2 separate regions of the Homo sapiens genome follow, and region 2 is linked to region 1. The links are chromatin contacts, found by Hi-C or POLR2A ChIA-PET in ENCODE. All regions are on one chromosome and are shown on one strand. Each heading gives the region's core, a stretch centred on a gene start or an enhancer-like site at or near the end of the contact. The rest is flanking DNA. Distances are from core to core; before and after follow the strand shown.

Region 1 (2,653 bases), core at 85-2,584:
GCATTTCTCTAATAATTATGTTGAGCATTTTTTTAATATGCTTGTTGGCTGCATGTGTATGTTTTCTTTTGGGAAGTGTCTGTTCATATCCTTTCAATAAGGGTTGTTTTTTGCCTGTTCATTTAAGTTTCTTATAGATTCTAGATATTAGACCTTTGTCAGATGCATAATTTGCAAATATTTTCTCCCATTCTATAGGTTTTCTGTTTACTTTGTTGATAGTTTCTTTTGCAGTACAGAAGCTCTTTAATTAGGTTGCACTTTTCAACTTTAGCTTTTGTTGCAGTTGCCTTTGGTGTCTCTGTCATGAAAGCTTTGACAGGGCTAATGGCCAGAATGGTGTTTCCTAGGTTTTCTTCTAGGGTTTTATTTTTTTTTTCTGCTTCCCTCCCTTCCTGTCTTCTAGGGTTTTTATAGTTTTAGGTTTTACATTTAAGTCTTTTTAATTCATCTTGAGTTGATTTTCATATATGGTGAAAGGAAGGGGTCCAGTTTCAATCTCCTGCTTATGGCTAGCCAGTTATCCCAGTACCATTTATTGAATAGGGAGTCCCTTCCCCATTGCACTTTTTTTTTTTAAACTTTATCAAAGATCAGATGGCTGTAGTTGTGAGGCTTTATTTCTGGGTTATCTAACCTGTTCCATTGTTCCGTGTATCAGTTTCTGTACCGATACCATGCTGTTTTGGTTACTGTAGTCTTGTAGTATAGTTTAAAGTCAGGTAGCATGATGACTCTAGCTTTGTTCTTTTTGCTTAGGATTGCTTTGGCTAGTTGGGCTCTCTTTTGGATCCATATGAATTTTAGAAGAGCTTTTTTCCACTTACGGTGGTTTGATATCAATAGCACTGAATCTGTAAATTGCTTTGGGCAGTATGGCCATCTTAATAATATTGATTCTTTCTCTCCATGAGCAAGGAATGGTTTTCTATTTGTGTTATATCTGATTTCTTTGAGCAGTGTTTCATAATTCTCGTTGTAGAGATCTTTCACCTCCCTGGTTAACTGTATTCCTAGGTATTTGTATGTTTGTGGTGGGGGAAGGGAGTGCTGCTGTGAATGGGATTGCATTCTTGATTTGGCTCTCAGCTTGGGCATTATTGGTGTATAGAAATGTTACTGATTTCTGTACATTGATTTTGCATCCCGAAACTTTGCTGAAATTGTTAATCAGATCTAGGAGCCCTTGGGCAGAGACTGGGGTTTTCTAGTTAGAGAATCATCATCTGCAAAGAGAGAGTTTGACTTTCTCTTGGTTACCTGTTATGACTTTTTCTTGGTTTCCTGTTATTTCTTTCTCTTGTCTGACTGCCTAGGACTTCCAGTACTGTCTTGAATAGGAGTGGTGAGAGTGGGCATTTTTGTCTTGTTCTGGTTCTCAAAGGGAGTGCTTCCAGCTTTTGGCCACTCAGTATGATGTTAGCCGTAGGTTTGTCATAGATGGATCTTATTATTTTGAGGTATGTTTCTTTAATACCTAGATTGTTGAGGGTTTTTAACATAAAGGGATTTTGAATTTTATTAAAAGCCTTTTCTTTGTTTACTGAGATGATCGTGGTTTTTTTAGTTCACATTATGTGATAAATCACGTTTATTGATTTGCCTATGTTTAACCAACCTTGCATCCCAAGAATAAAGCCTACTTGATCATGGTGGATTAGCTTTTTGATGTGCTGGTGGATCAGTTTGCTAGTATTTTCTTGAGGATTTTTGTATCTATGTTTATCAGGGATATTGGCCTGAAGTTTTCTTTTTTTGTTGTGTCTTTGCCAGGTTTTGGTATCAGAATGTTGCTAGCCTTATAGAATGAGCTAGGGTAGAATCTCTTCTTAATTTTTTGGAATAATTTTATATTTTATTAATATATGTCTGGTAGAACTTGACTGTGAATCGGTCTGGTCCAAGGCTTTTCCTGATTGGTAGATTTTTTTTTATTACTGATTTTATGTCAGAACTCATTATTGATCTGTTCAGGGTTTCAGTTTCTTCTTGGTTCAGTCTTGGGAGGTTGTGTGTTTCTGAGAATTTATCCATTTCTTCTTCCAGGCTTTCCAGTTTGTATACGTAGTGGTGTTCATAATAGTCTCTGAGGGTTTTTTGTATTTCTGTAGGGTTGGTGGTAATGTTTCCTTTATCATTTCTGATTGTGTTTATTTGGCTCTTCTCTCTTTTTTCTTTATTAGTCTAGCTGGAGTCTGTCAATCTTATTTATTCTTTCAAATAACCAACTTTTGGGCTGGGCATGGTGCCTCACACCTTGTAATCCCAACACTTTGGGAGGCCAGGGTGAGTGGATCACCTGAGGTCGGGAGTTTGACACCAGCCTGGCCAACATGGTAAAACTCTGTCTCTACTAAAAATACAAAAATTAGCTGGGTGTGGTGGCACATACCTGTAGTCCCAGGTACTTGGGAGGCCGAGGCAGGAGAATCACTGGAACCCAGAAGGTGGAAGTTGCAGTGAGCTGAGACTGCACCATTGCACTCCAGCCTGGGCAACAGAGCAAGACTCCATCTCAAAAATAATGATGATAATAATAATAATAATAATAACAACCACCAACTTTTGGTTTCATTGATCTTTTGTATGTTTTTTCACATCTCAATTTCATTGAGTTCAGCTCTGATTTTGGTTATTTCTTTTCTTCTGCTAG
Region 2 (2,653 bases), core at 110-2,609, 150 kb before region 1:
GAACACGGGAGGTGGAGGTTGCAGTGAACCAAGACCACCATTGCACTCCAGCCTGCGTGACAAGAGTGAAACTCCATCACAAAAAAATAAAAAATAAAAAAAATAAATTTCTCCCAAAGTTAAGTTGGCCTATGCCCAGGAATGACCAAGGACATCTTGGAGGTCAGAAACAAGATGGAGTCAAGTATGTCAGATTTCTCTTATTGTCATAATTTTGCAAAGGCAGTTTCATCTTGTTTGTACAGATTATTCTCAGTGTCATTTTATCTTCAAAGATAAGGACATTCCTTTCCTCCAGGTATTGGGAGGGCACCCGGCCTCTTTCTTCAGGGAAAGATCAGAAAATCCTTCCTAGGTTTCATGGTCTGCTTCAGGAGAGAAAGACTGGGAGGAAAGTGGAGTGAACTTCCTGCTTTTCAAATGTCTTCAGCTTAAAATATTTAATATGCCAAGGTGCTATATTTTGGAGTAATGTGTCCTGAACCCCATCAGAAGTTTACTTTGTCAGGAAAGCCCACTTGGGCTTTTCAGTGGAACCTTCAAAATTGCTAAACTATAATTTTTTACAAAGTAAAATCATGACTCTCAAACACATGTAAAATGAACCTGTGTCAAATAATTTGTTGATTTAATTAATTAATGAGGAAACAGAATTTGGAGAATGAGGAGAATTTGGAGATGTATACATGCAACTAGGAATGCTAAAATGGTTTTGCTAATAAATGCAAAACTGATTGATATCCCATAGGTCAGTAAACATTTTCAAGTTTTATCTCTATAATGTTTTATAAAACATAATAAAGTTTTATCTCTAAATGCAATATGCCTTTGCATTTCTGTGAACAAGAATCAATTGCGGCCGGGCACGGTGGCTCACACCTGTAATCCCAGCACTTTGGGAGGCCGAGGCGGGCAGATCACAAGATCAGGAGATCAAGACTATCCTGGCTAACACGGTGAAACCCCGTCTCTACTAAAAGTACAAACAAAATAGCCTGGCATGGTGGTGGGCGCCTGTAGTCCCAGCTACTCGGGAGGCTGTGGCAGGAGAATGGCGTGAACCCAGGAGTTGGAGCTTGCAGTGAGCCGAGATCGCGCCACTGCACTCCAGCCTCGGCGACAGAGTGAGACTCCGTCTCAAAAAAAATAATAATAATAATAAAAATAAGAATAAAAAAAAGAATGATTTGCATTACTGTGGACAGGAAAAACCTGCATTGTTATCAGTTTTCTACAACTTAGTTTCTATTTCTAGGGAGCTATAAAATAGCCTAGTCATCAGAGAAAGTCATAGGTGAGTCATCAGAGAAAGTCATAGAATCAGATACTCTCTGGAAGAGACTTACTTTCATGTATGTGTCAGGGCGATGAAAAACCAACACAGGTACCTTGTAAGCATTCCACTAGAGTTAGCCATTATTTGAAAGTAAGCTCTAATATTAGTTCCTAATATGCTGGGACTTGGGGTTTCAATTCTTTAATTTCCTTTTGAAGTAACTTCTACAATTAAAAACTATACATTGAAAGTTAAAATTGAACAGAAGAGAGTCCTCTAAGTCAAAGCACTGCTTTCTCTTCCCATTTTGAAAAACACTATTCTTCATAAAACTGGTTACTGGGTGAACCTACTGAGAGAGGGGACATCTGAGAGAAGGGACACTGCTTGGGTCAGGGCTTTTGAGGACAGGTGATATGGCTCAGAAGTTCATCTGAGCACCTAAAGGCAGTGCTTGGCATCTGGTAGTTGCTGTTCCTTCAGGTCTGGGAAAGTGCGGGTGGGTCCAGAGCCTCCAGGCAAGAACTAGAAGATATTCCTCTGTCTGTATTCACCCTGGAACCACCCTTCAAACCCACACCTGATAGGTAATCGGAGATGAGTACTGAGGCAGTACAATGCCAAAATAATGGGCTAAATAAAAAATTTTCATCAAGTACTTTTGGGTACAACCACAGTTTTATCAAAAACATAAGAAACTCTTGGCATTTGAGGTTTTGACAGTTGAGGTTTCAGCTTTTTGCAAGCACAAGATGTCCAAGGACATGAGTTTGCCATTTTGCTAAAGGGCAAATTTGGTGCACTTGCATCATGAGGATGGTATAGATGGGAGAAGTACATGAGCAGTAAATCCCTCTGGCCCGTGGGCATCCACATTATAGCATGGCTTACCCATATCCCTCACCAGTGTCAAGTTTCTGCTGTATTTTTAACTATCTTTCATATGCTCTACACTCTAGGGAACAGAAAAATACAAATACCATATAATTGGACAGGAGGTTGTTATTTAAAAAAAAAAAAAAGAATGCAAAGAAAGAAAGGGAAAAAAGACAAATTCCTTACCATCAAAGAACATTCATTTTCATTGGGAAGGCAAGATGAAATTAATAAAATGGTCAACACCAGAGATAACATAGCCAAGAGCTGAAGTAGTTCTATAAGAGAATTCCAGAAAAGTCAAGGGGCCCATGAGTGATTTTGGAGGAGTGAGGTTTTGAATTTCATCCTGAAGGAAGTACACAATTTGGGCAGATGGAAAAGGAAGAGTGGGCATTGCATAAATAAAAAGGGGAGTTGGAACAGGAAGATAGTACCAGGAAATGGAACTAGTTTAGAATGTGCATGGTGTAGAACAGGAAAAGGATAGCCTTTGGTGTC

The links. A loop is a pair of places that touch in the nucleus more often than their neighbours do. ChIA-PET counts read pairs that join two places held with the same protein, here RNA polymerase II (POLR2A). Pooled maps may share reads with other maps.
Region 2: a loop to region 1 is called in a pooled map, with 6 times the contacts of the local background. The contact joins two enhancer-like sites. A Hi-C loop is called at or near these places in 8 of 50 pooled maps. POLR2A ChIA-PET finds 5 or more read pairs at or near these places in 4 of 52 experiments (B cell, OCI-LY7, PC-9 and 1 more).

What each region holds. Positions count from the first base shown.
Region 1 is chr11:102,415,797-102,418,449 of GRCh38, reverse strand. The region is part of intron 2 of TMEM123 (transmembrane protein 123); the gene reads left to right. Among named protein-coding and RNA genes, the nearest start is that of TMEM123, 36 kb to the left of the region's middle. Within about 2 kb of position 1,334, at least 2 of the 41 ENCODE cell types and tissues checked have a DNase peak (open chromatin) inside an H3K27ac peak, as active enhancers do.
Region 2 is chr11:102,562,982-102,565,634 of GRCh38, reverse strand. No RefSeq gene overlaps it. Among named protein-coding and RNA genes, the nearest start is that of MMP7, 34 kb to the right of the region's middle. Within about 2 kb of position 1,359, at least 4 of the 41 ENCODE cell types and tissues checked have a DNase peak (open chromatin) inside an H3K27ac peak, as active enhancers do.